Regions from separate parts of the Homo sapiens genome. Here region 2 is linked to region 1. A link is a loop called in an ENCODE intact Hi-C map of the cell type or tissue named here. Cell type or tissue: CD14-positive monocyte. All regions are shown on one strand. Links, peaks and the distances in the headings refer to the core of each region. The heading gives the core; the rest is flanking DNA. Region 1 overlaps SPOCD1 (SPOC domain containing 1). Region 2 overlaps COL16A1 (collagen type XVI alpha 1 chain).

The links. Hi-C counts contacts between places; a loop is a spot of excess contacts. Peaks named below come from ENCODE experiments on the same cell type or tissue, not always from the same donor. Only the 100,000 strongest peaks of a DNase experiment are listed, where the experiment ranks them.
Region 2: it touches region 1 in a loop (11-fold over the local background); 102 of 110 quality-filtered maps call a loop at or near these places.

The regions. Positions count from the first base shown.
Region 1 is chr1:31,786,810-31,792,748 of GRCh38, forward strand. SPOCD1 (SPOC domain containing 1) reads right to left here. Exons shown (of 16, transcript NM_144569.7): 14 at 5,869-5,939; 15 at 5,406-5,592; 16 at 3,613-4,482. The coding sequence ends at 3,794. Among named protein-coding and RNA genes, the nearest start is that of ADGRB2, 25 kb to the left of the region's middle. RefSeq lists an enhancer at 1,353-2,128 and silencers at 1,914-1,963, 2,294-2,583. In CD14-positive monocyte, for the core only: CTCF peaks have their summits at 2,607 and 2,808; DNase peaks (open chromatin) are centred at 1,392, 1,862, 2,262 and 2,572; H3K4me3 peaks cover 1,746 bases; H3K27ac peaks cover 1,480 bases.
Region 2 is chr1:31,660,950-31,666,888 of GRCh38, forward strand. It overlaps COL16A1 (collagen type XVI alpha 1 chain), which reads right to left. Exons shown (of 71, transcript NM_001856.4): 53 at 5,088-5,132; 54 at 4,933-4,986; 55 at 4,634-4,669; 56 at 4,223-4,285; 57 at 1,638-1,709; 58 at 1,385-1,438; 59 at 711-755; 60 at 465-509; 61 at 117-170. Among named protein-coding and RNA genes, the nearest start is that of PEF1, 19 kb to the left of the region's middle. RefSeq lists enhancers at 4,852-5,391, 5,392-5,930. In CD14-positive monocyte, for the core only: CTCF peaks have their summits at 3,056 (motif pointing right) and 3,278; a DNase peak (open chromatin) is centred at 3,072.

The sequences.
Region 1 (5,939 bases), core at 1,086-3,585:
CACAGGCGGGCCAGCCGGACACTGCCAGGCTCACAGCCTGTCCCTGGAACCCTCACCTGTGGAGCACAGTTGGCTGGCCCACCGCCATCCACCAGCAGACAGCAGTCTTGCATACAGCAGTCAGAGTGACAACTGCAGAGTATGGTCTCCATGCAGTCCTACCTCCTCCAGGAAGCCACTCAACCCCTTGGAACCCAGTTCTTACATCCCTGTCCATCACCAACAATCTTCCTCCACACAGGATAGGAGCCAACCCCAGTTTTTAAATGAACAAGAGCCTCCAGGAATTCTGCTGCTCCTATCCAGCACACTTAAGGGGTCCCTCTCGGCTTCTGCTTGCACAGTGCAAAGAACAGGGAACTCCCTCCATGGCACTGTTACATAGCTGCAGCAACGAGAAGGTTCTCCATACTGAGCTGACTTATTACCCCCCACACAAGTTGAAACAGAGGAGTCCTTACTGCCTACAACAGGGAAACTGAGGCTCAGAAAGGGCAAGGGGGTGGCCCCAGGGTTCCCCAGTCCTCTCTGGTAAAGGAACAGACATGTGGCTCTCCAAGCAGTTTCTGCTCTCAGTCTCCCTTCCATCCCAGTCCTGCTCCATCCCAAACACCTCAGTCCTGGAAGGTACTTCCTTAGCCACCACCTGCTCTGCCCTGGTCTTCGGGCCTCCCAAGCTCAGCTGTCACTGCTACAGCCGTCTCAGGCTCCAGGCCTTTGGGACAAGAAAGCAAGTTTTCTGGAAACCAGTGGGCTCCCTGAGAGAGACAAGGGTATAAGGGGGAGGCGGTAGGAGGGTCCACACTCACCAACCTGACCTCCAGCTTCCAAGAAGGACAAATAGAGAAAACAATAGTCCTCATCCTGTGCATCAAATCCAGTCTGCCCTGACATCTGGAAGTTCTTCTGGTGTCTAGTTGTCATGTCTTAAGCGGCAACTGAAGTTGATTTGCTTTGGTTGGGTTCTGAGAAGAGTTGGGCTCCAGGGAGGGAGGAAGGGAGCACCACTGAGTGCCTACTGTAGGCCAGAAAGCAGCAATTAGTGTGTGTAAAAGTGGCAACCAGTTAAACCCTCCCATCACCTGGTAAGTTAGAGATTAGTATCCCTGTTTACAGAGAAGAAAACTGAGCCACAGAGAGGGTAACTAAACTTGTCAAGGCCACACAGCCAGAAAAGGAATTGGAGTGCCAACAAGGCCTGGCATTGCTTGGGAAGCTGGGTGTCTTCAGTCAGGGATATCTGGATGGATTCATGCTAAGGGTTCAATAAGGGGACGTGGGGAAAGGGAACTGATGGTCACTGTCACAGCTCACTCATCCACCCCACATCTGAGAACATGGACAGGCTAAACACTCACGCATGCGCAGCCCACATGCCTATCAGACGGGATGAGGAAGAAGCAAAGAGAACCGTCCAGGGATAGTTGCCCAAACAAGTTCCGGCCCCGCCTCTATGTTAATGACATGCAGATATATGTAAATTTGTACAAGCAACCGCTCAAACCTTTGGGAGCAATGGGGTGACACAGGAGCAGTTGCTATGGAAATCCAAAAGCGATACCCGCTCTGCACCCCCACCCCCCTCACAGGCAGGCGCACAGACACGTGCACAAAGACGCAGGGTTCTTCACTCCGGAGCCAAGAGGATCACGGAGTGGCAGAGTGTGAACCGGAAGGACCCTCAGAAACTGCGTCCAGCCGGGGGAAGCTCAGGCCCGAAGAAAGTCACCGGGAGAGCAGTGTCGCGATCCCTGGTAGCCTGGGGCGCCTTCCACTAAAACCCAGGGCGCGAGGTGTCCCTTCCGGGTCCCGGGCGATTCCGGCTCCGGCCTAGCAACAACAAGCCCCGCCCAGCGTTGCATAGCAACGTCCCTGGAGCCTAGCAACCGTCAGTCACGCCCCCTAGCAACGTCATGCCTAATCCTCGCTCCAGGCTTCTGCCGAGAGAGAGAGGGGCAAGGGGCTCGTGGACTGGGGCCAAAAGGTGGCGGGGGTGGGGGAGGGTGTCATGTTTAGCAGGCTGCAGGATTTCGGGGCCCACCTACAGCCCTTCCACGGGCGAGCTGTTACAGAGCCGCGTTATCACCCCCATTTACAGAAGGGAAAACTGAAGCTCCCAAAGGAAATCCCTGCCCAGGGTACAGAGCTCGCTCTTGCCTGCGTGTTCCAGGAGAGCGGCTCTGGCGGCTCTCCGGAGGAAGCCCTGGACCTGGAGGGGAGGGAGTGCACACCCGTTTCCCTCCATACCAACTGCATTAGGAAAACCACCCAAACTGTGGGCTCAGAACCAAGCTGTAGGTTTGCATAGTAATTTGCGTCATTTGCATAGAGCGCGGAGGCTGCGGCGCTCCCAGGCCATTTCGAGCCGGAAAAGTTCCCGAAGGAGCCCCGCTCCCTCTCCCGGTTCAACTGTCCAGCCCCCTCTCCCTACCCCTCACCCGCACCCCACCCGCATCCTACCCCGCCCCCGCTTCCAACTCCTTGCGCTAAGTTCCCGCACCTCGCCCCACCCCCCGCTTTGACTCCGGTCCTGCCAGCCCCGACCTCCATCCCAAGGCCGAGGGCCCCCTCTGCTGTCGTCCGCGGGTAGGGCAGCCGCAGAGCTCATGGGGCAGAGAAGAAGGGCTCCCCCAACCGACCATCGCCCCACCCCTTCCAGTCCAGCAGGGGCCAGGGTGAGGCCTGTACATGGGTGGACTTTGCGAAGGGGTGAGCAAAGAGCGGGTAGGGCCCTTCTGGCCCCGGGGCGAAGGGTGGGGTTCTAGAGAGGTTCTCTCCTGGAAGCCAGGCCCCTTTCCCCACGCTGGGTTGGTTGGCCCTGGCAGCTGGTTCCCCCATCAGTCCGCAGATGCAGCTCTCTCGAGGTACACCCCACATGAAACGCTTGACAGTTGCAGTTGCTGTTAGAAGCTTGTTCTAGGCCCAAGGCAAGGCAGCACCGTCCAACCCTAATACCAGTCTCCAACCCCACCCTGAATGCCCACCACCAAGGCTAAGACCTTTGACATTTTCTAACACCAGTCTCTGGAATCTGGCAAGAGATACAGAGAGGAGTCACCCAATCTGGATCTCCTGACTTCCTCAACAGAGACCTACACACAGGCAGGCCATGAAACTCACACAGATACTCTCACATGCTTGCAGGCACACTAGTGCACAGAGATCCCTGAGAAGCACATAGACAGAGACTCGGAGGGAATATGGTGAAGGTATGTACTATCCTTCCCCATCTAGTCAAAGGAAAAAAAAATCTTAGTATTAACTGAAAAATTTAAAGTCCACTGCAACTTGCTTATCTTTTCCTCTCTAGCAATCTCTTGATGTCTGATGTCTGTGACCCTCCAAAAGGCTCTGTCCATTTCTCTCTCCACCCCCAACCTCGGTCCTACTTTCTTTCCCACCACCACCTCTTCCTCCTGGTTCAGAATACTTGCAAAATGCTTCCAGAAACCACCGTGGCAATAGCTGTGCCCTGGGGCGCAGTGATGGTTCAGGACCTCAGACCAGCAATGAGCAAGGCTGCACATTTGTGCACAAGACACTCACTGACACACCCACTCAACCCACATCTGACCAGGACCAGGGGCTCTCCTGACCAGCTAGCAGATGCAATCCCAATTTTACCAAATTCTTTATTGAACAAAAAATCAACAGCAAACATTGTCAAACAGGAAGTTCAAACAGGGCAGGTGGGTAGGGCTGACCATCCTCTCCTTGCAGTCCCACCTCTCTCTGGAACAGGCTTCAACACTAGTGAGGGCATCAAAACCCCTGTTCTGGTGGGTAAGGAGGGTCAGGCCTTTCTAGGGAAGGGACACTCAGAGCCAGCTTCATCTGTAGGCCCCAAAGAGGAGTCACGGGCTGGGCCAGGGGGCTCTGGAGCTGCAAGGGCGCTAGACAAACGCTGCAGAGGGCGGGGGATGGAGCTCTTGGTCTGGGGGCACAGTAAGGCTTGGAGCTGGTGACTCATGGTCGCCAGGGATTCGAGGTGCCGGAGCAGGGCTTGGTGGGGACAGGAGTCCCTGTGGAAGTGCTGGCCACGGCCAAAGCCATGACCAGCTGGTGCTACTGAATAGGGATGCTGGGACTGGCGCAAGCCTGGCTCTGGGGGCCACTGCCCTCGCCCAGGATGCTGCCAGTTTTCAGGCTCTGGCCAGAGCCTCCCCCTGCCTCTGGGGGGCCTCTGCCAAGCAGAGATTCCCCTTGGAGCTATACTGCCCCTGCCCTGGCTCTGCTGCCAGGCACCTCCTGGGGGAGGGGTGCCCTTCAGGGGCACATTCGGCCTCCTGTCATCTGGCTGATAGTATCTCTTCTCCACCTTACTGTTGAAGGAGACCATCTTTTGAACCTTCCCCAACCAGGGGCTGGACCCTGCTGTGTCTGGAAGCCCTTCCTTGGGGAGCAGCACAGCCAGCAACAGACTTGAGTGAGTGACCTCCAGACCTGGGGAAAGGAGAGGGGAGACAGGAAGAGCCCAAAGGCCTGCGGGGAAGAACTGTGTTCAGCTTAGCTGCAGCAGATCTGGAGCCTACATCCCAGGAAGGGCTTCTTCACAGTGAGATGGGGCCCATGAGATGCTGGGAAAAGTAAGTAGGAAGGTGGGGCTGTCTCGGAAGATTTGAGCTCTGCGGGATCAAGGCTTATCTGGCTGAGGCTGGGGTATGGATTGTTTGACCTGAAGACTCTACAGACTCAAAGTCTACCTCATTGTCTCAGGACATGGAGCCCCAAAAGGCCAAGCGCTTTGCTCAGGAGTGGGCAAAGCGCCCACTGCCAACCTCGCTGCTTTCCTGAGCCACGCCGTGGAGGGTGTCCATGCACAGAGGCCGAGCTCGGCCCCCCGTGGCTGTGGCGAAACATCCCTCCCTCCTCTCTGAGGTGACATTTACAGTCAAGTGTGTGTAGGTCCTGACTCTGTCCTGCTGCCTGGGTCAAATGTGGCTGTCCCTGGAGTTTCTCTTCAGGGGTGCCTACCTTGAGAGGCAGTGTGGTGTGGTGGTTAGGGGCCAGGTTTCTGAAGCCATGTTGTGCTTCACACAACGTGTGAACAGAGTGAAGCCCAGTTCTGCTGTTGACTGACTGTGTGACTTTGGACAAGTCATTTGCCTTCTTCCTCCCTCAGATTCTTCTTCTATGAGATGGACAGTCTAGTCTAATAGTACCATTCTCATAGGGTGATGAGACTACAAGAATTCATCTAGGTAAAGCTTTTAGAACAATGGCTGGCATGCAGTTCATGATATCCAAGCGTGAGCTATTACTGTCATTGTACTCACATTTGCCTGGCTGGGTGAGGAGTTCCCTTCTGAGATGTGCCTGCCTCTACTGGGTGACTGTGTCAACCGTGCCTGGTCTGGTCACCAAGTGAGCAGAGGCAGGGTCTGGTATGGGGACTAGGCACTCACCTGGGCCCCCCAAAGGGCGCAGCCTGGTGGGCAGGGGCTGGAAGGCAGGCAGGGGCAGCAGGACCATCCCCATGTGCTCCACAGAGGCCAGCCCGTGGCGCTGCCTATCATTGAGGTATGAGTAGAGCAGGCGGCAGTTCTGGGTGTCCCGGGCCCCATGTGGGCACAGTCTGACCACGCAGACGTCCTGCGGTGGCAGGAGGAGAGCAGCTGTAAGCGCAGTCATCCTCTGCTCCTGCCAACACCCCTGGGCTCCCTGAAACCCCTGAGAACCCCGTGAGAAAGTATGTCTCCATCTTCCAGAGGAGGAAACAGAGGGACCTGTCCAGGGTCACACAGTGAGTCTGCAGTCACTCTGGGAACTAGACCCAGATATCCAAGCCAGGCCTCTGCTCTAGAAGTGGAGAGGGAGGTGGGAGTAAGGTACTAGGAAAAGAGGGGGTGCCCAAGAGTGGGCAGGTACCTTGGCCTTGGCTGGGCAGATGCTGGCCAGAAGGTCCCAGACAATGTTGGAGGGGATGCAGCCTGCCGAGC
Region 2 (5,939 bases), core at 1,726-4,225, 130 kb before region 1:
AGGCTGAGGACAGAAAGCAGCCACTTTGCCAGTGAGCAGGAAGAAGCGGCTGCATCCCAGACTCTGCAGAGTCTGAAGGCAAACTGAAGGCAGCCATGTGGATCCCTGGCCCTCACCTCTGCGCCAGGCCGGCCAGTGCTGCCAGGGGGACCTGGTTTGCCACAGTCACCCTAGAAGAGAGAGGAGCAGCTGGAGCTTACCAGACCTTCACTTGACATCCCTACCCCAAGTCAACCTCACATCAGAGGGACCCTGCCACCTGCCCCAGCTTTGGCCAGAGGCCCTCTGATGCCCTCCAGCTGGTAGACAGAGAAGCCCTGACCCAGTCTGCCAGGCACCAGTGGCCCCAGGAGGCTCTGATGCTGGGATGGCCTCTCTGCCCAGGATAGGCTGCCATGTATGCCTGGGGGCAAGCCTTCAGGAGAGCAGAGATAACCTGCTTGGCAGAGGTCACCAGCCCTTACCTTAGGTCCTGGGAGGCCAGGATGTCCTGTTTTCCCCTTAAAGCCCTGAAAGAAAAAGCAGGGAGTTCTCATGTCCCTCATGTCAGCTGGGGGCCTCTTCCCACTCCTCCTTCCTCAGTTCAAACAATTCAAACCAATCCAAAGTCATAACACGGTCCACGGAGGATCTGGATTTGAGCTGTTGCAGCCACCCAGGCAGAAGCTGCAACTTCGCAGCTTCCAACTCCTTCCTGCAGCTCAACTTACCGGTGGTCCCATGAGTCCAGGGGGGCCAGCAGGACCAGGGTCCCCCTAGGGAAAGAGACGAGGAGGATTGAGACAAGAGTTTTGCCCAGCTTGTATCCAACTCATACCTCTGTCCTCCCCTCTCTCCAGCCCTCCCCAGCTATCCTAAGATGGAGGGAAGAATCCAAGCCTGGCTCAGCCTCTGACTGGCTGTGGATCCTCAGTGACTTCCAGCCCCTCTCCGGGCCTTAGCTTTCCTTCTTTGGGATATATAAGGGGGTTGACTTTGATGTTCTACCCTGTCCTGTGGCCCCAGCCCTTTCAGATTCCCCAGCAAAACCCCAGGAGCCAGGGCTTGCTCAAGTCCTTCCATGTCCACACCCTCATTCTTCCTGAAGCCCAGCCTGGTTTCCTCAGCTGTCTTGAGTTTCTGCATACATCATGCCTTCACCATCCTGCCTTTGGTGAGACCTAGCTCGCCTAACCTGCTTAAGGCCACTAGGAGAACTGGGAAGCCAAGGGGCTGTGGTGCCATCGGGGAGCTGGGGTAGAGGGAGACAGACCGAGGGAGGGCATGGGTGCCCCCTGACAAAGACGGGGATACTTCGGTTCTTTCCATCAGGGTTCCCTTGACTTTGGCTCCTCTGGCAAAAAGGAGAGGAAGGGGTGCCCGCCCTCCCAGCCCATCATCTCACCCTCAAGCCAGGCTTGCCGTCCTTCCCATCCAAACCATCCAGACCGGCGGGGCCCTGGAAACAGGAAAGAGGCATTTCTACATGCTGGTGCGGGAGCCCTAGGAGGTGGGAGGCCTGGCCCAACCCCTCAATTCTCTCCACCCCTCCCCTGACTCCCACCTCAGCACACACACACAGGTGCACACACACACATGCACCACACACATGCGCATGCATCGCACACGTCTGCCACGCTGAAAGGGCACACACTCACCTGAATCCCAGGAGGTCCCGGTGGCCCAGGGGAGCCAGGCAGGCCTGATGGGCCTCGAATCCCTTCGCTGCCCTGGAAACCAGCGCCGCCCCCCCCCCCCGCCCCACAATAAAGTCAGCAGGGCTTTGCCCCACCCATGGAGACCAGGCCCTGGGTCAAGGGTCCTGGTGACTGCTGGAAACAGGACAGCTGGCTTCTGGGCCCAATCTGTCCCTGTCTAACTGCATATGTGCCACACGTCGCCTCCCCAGGAGGATCTGTCTTCATCTGCAAAGCATCCCCTTTCCTTGCTGCCCCATGAGGAAGGGACAGGGCATCTTCTCCAGTGCTGACCCAGGGGCTGGCATGGCAGGGGCTCAGTAGCATGTGCTGAACTGAAAGCACAGCTTCAATCCACTGTGAAAGCTGCCTGTTGTATTCTACTCCATCAGACCCCCTGCCTCCTCCCCACCTACCTCCCTACCTTTCCCCCCATCCCAGCAGACATGGGCCCGGGCTGCACAGAGGCCTCAACAGCGCACGCAGCACCATGTGGGCTCTGATTCCCCAAGATGAAAAAGTGGGTGCCCCTGTCCTCAAGGAGCTCACAGTCCAGTGAGGGTCATGGGCCCAACACAACCAGGGGCAATACAACAGTCTAAGTGTTCTGTGTGGAAAGGGGCTCAGGGAGCTCAGGAGCGGGGAGCAGTTCCCTCTGGCTGGGGATCAGGGAAAGTGTCACAGAAGTGTCACCAGATGCTAGACTCTGAGGATGTCTGGGATTGGGCAGGTGGAGGAGAAAAGTGCATGCCAGAGGGAACCTAAGAGAAGGATAAAGACTTGCAAGTGGGCACATGCCTGGCCTGGCCAGGGCATCTGGGGGAGCCTGTGGGATGGGCTGGCAGGCAGAAGAGGCTGGAAGAGTCACCATGATGAGTGGGGGCCCTGAACGCTGTGCTAAACTTTATCGAACAGTCAGTGGTTTTTAAGCTGTACTTCTCAGAGCACTGGGGCTTCTGGGGGAGCCTAGAAGCTGGGGGCATGAAGTGGGGACTGAAGAGAGGGACTCTAGGACCCCCACCGTTGTCTTAGCCAGGGAATCTCCGCTTGTATTTGTTTTATAGATTGAGGTTTTTACATTTGCTTTTATGTGATAAAAAGACTCTGGGACTACAAAATAAAGTCTGAAAACCCCTGCTACAGGCACTGGGGAGCCATTGAATGTTCAAAGCAGAAGAGTGATGAGAACTGATGCATGGATTGGAATGTTTACCAGAAAAGGCGGGGGGAGGCAAGCAGCATAGCGGGGAAGGTGGCTGCATTCTCCCAGTGTGGAGAGGGTGGCTGCCCTGGATCAGTGGCTGTAGGGTGGTCAAGGGAAGGAATCCCGCTAGAGAGACCCAGCAAAGGGGAAAATGAACTCGGGGGCTCTGTAATGCCACCAGCCACCAGGAGGGGTCAGCAGAGCCCCAACCAATGTTGGCCCCCACTGGCAGTTGGGATGAAGAACCACTGGCCAGAGGTTTGGGATTCTCTGCAATGACCAGCCTAAGGAGAGCAGGGGCTGCCACTCAGGTCCTGGGGAGGGGAAGGAAGGGGAAGGGGAAGGGGAAGGGGAAGGGGAAGGGGAAGGGGGCTAGCAACCACCACTGTCCCAAGCATGGCTGATCAGCATGGGCTCTGGGGAGGTAGTGAGGTGCCCGGGTCCTCCTGGAGCTGGGAAGGAAGTCTCAGCTCTGCTGCTAACACCACTGTGTGCCTCTGGGCTGCCCCAAGCCTTGTGGGTGTCAGTTTCCTCACCTGCACAGTGAGACGTTCATGCGTGTGCTCTCAGGGGAAAGAGGCTCTCCACAAGGCTCAGGGGAAAGAGGCTCCCACCTGTCCCTCTGAACCCAGGTCCCCCGACCCCAAGCTCAGAAGTCAATCTTCGGGCTTCTTACACCACCCACTCAGCACATCTAGGGAGCCCAGAGGTTGGGCCGAGACAGGGATGTCAGCCCCAAGCCAAGGCAGAGCCATGTCTCCAGCATTTATCAAGCCAAAGTCAAGAGCAGCCAGCATAGGAGCTCCGCCAACTGCTGCTCCCCCAACCCTTGTCACCAGGCAGGACACGGGCCACCCCTGCCCTCTCTGGGCCCTTGGGGACAACTGGAGCACGGCTACCCAGGAGGAGCCCATTCCCCTTCCACGTTGGTGTCCTCCTTCAGGACGTGCTTCCCCCTTCTCTCAGCTCCTCGCTCATCCTCCCGCCCAGGAGACGAAGGTGGCCTGGGCTGCCTATCACATTCTACTCCTCCATCAGACCCCCTGCCTCCTCCCCACCTACCTCCCTGCCTTTCCCCCCATCACAGCAGACAAGGGCCTGGGCTGCACAGAGGCCGCAGGCATCCTGGGCCAAGCAGACATCCCGAGGAGCCCACTGGTCCACTGCAAGCCCTGTCGGCCTCCAGTAGTCACTGGGCCCATCCTGGAGGCCTCTTTTCCCAGCCTCAGTGCAACTGGGTCAGTCTTGGAATTTCCTGAAAGCCTGATGCTAGGGGTGGGACAGGGGCATGGGAGCTGCATGGCTCAGATCTGTGACTTTGCCAACCCAGGGTCCTGCTCACCTTCTCTGCTTGAGGGCCAGGTGGGCCAGGTGATCCAACTTTGCCTGGGAATCCAGGGGGACCCTGTATCAACAAAGGGGCAGGCAGGAATGAAAGTGGGGCTGGAGGGGGAGCTCCCCTTCTTTATTCTTCCTGTGCATGATGCACTGTTGTTAATGCAATTCATTTTGACTTCCTAGAAGCACCACTTGGGAGCATTACGTCTGCCTGGCCTGCTGGGCTGGGGCCCACACAAGAGGCTGGGCTCTCCAGGTCCTGGTTCCTGGAATCAGGCCTGGCCACCCAGGCCGTTCTCCCCTGCCTCTCCCCTCTTCTCCCCAGGACCATCCTACCCCAGCCTGGCCTGGTCAGGCCTGCCCCTCCCGATGAGACCACATCAGACAGAGCTGGCTTTGTGTCTTCTTCACTCACCGGTGGGCCCGGAAAGCCTGGCTGGCCTTGAAATCCCTAGGGTGAGAAGCAAGGGGCAGTGTGCTGTGCCACCCCCTCTCTCCTGCCTGGCTGCCCAGGTGGAAAGAGTGACGGGGGGGGCACCCTCAAACCCATGGGCTTTGCCCTCCCCTCTGCCCACCATGGCTGGCAGGTGAGGCTCTGGGCATGAGGTAGGTCACAACCCAAGGACAGGTAGGGTGGGGAGACTAGAGCTGGTGATCACCAGGGACCCAGCTCCTTCCCTGCCTCCCTGCAGCCAGGTCCCAGTCGTCACTCACCTGGTCGCCCTTCTCACCGGAGTTACCTTGGGGTCCTCGCTCTCCTCTGGGACCCTGTCACCCACAGAGAACAATGCAGCCGAAACCTAATCTTCCTGCCCTCAGACCCCAGGACAAGACCAGGACCACATCTCCCCATGCCCTCCTTCACTCACCGCTGGGCCTGGGGGGCCTGGGAGGCCTTCAGATCCTGGGGGGCCCTAAGGATACAAAGGAACAGAATCAGTCACTCCTCCTGGGGAGGTGAAGGATGAGGTAGGGGGATGTGACAGGGGACTGCCCAGAACAGAGGTGGCATGTGCTGGGAGGCCCCTGGGCTGGCAGGCCCCCTCTGCCTGATCTGCTCAGGCTTCCCTGCTCTTGCCCGAGCTACTGAACCAGCCTCCTAACTCGTCCTGCCACCTCCTGGCTCACTGCAAGCCAGCCAGCAAATGGCTGCCCTCTTCTCCTCCAGCATAGCTCTGATTATGTCACTCTCTTGCTCAAACACCTTATGCGGCTCCCTCTGCCTCTGAGTGGGGCGCACACTTTCCACCAACGCTGGTCTTTGAGGCAGCCTGTGATCTGGCACCAGCCACCCCTTCCCACTTCTCCTCCCTCTCTCCTTCTCATCTTCCGCCTTGCTCAGTCAGACTGCTGTTCTCTGACACACTCTATACCCTCACACCCCCAGGCCTTTGCACCCTTAGCACAGCTTTCTCTTCTACCTAGAATGCCCCCTTCCCCCCTTCCTAGGTCCCCTGAACCCTTGCCAAATCATCTGATGGCTGGAAGCTGTTCCTGCAGTGCCCCACCCAGCCTCTCCCTCTGGAATTCCCCAGTACAGACAGCCACAGGGATCCCTCCCTCCTGCTAGTCAGCTCTCAGCTCATATGCCACCTGCTCAGAGAGGCCTTCCTGCCCCTCCGCTTCGATGGTGCCCAAACACCTCTCCAGCCCCTTCCCCTGTCCCATTTCCTCCATGAGTCCCAGTCCTCATCGTTCCTAGGCACTTGTTTATTCATCTG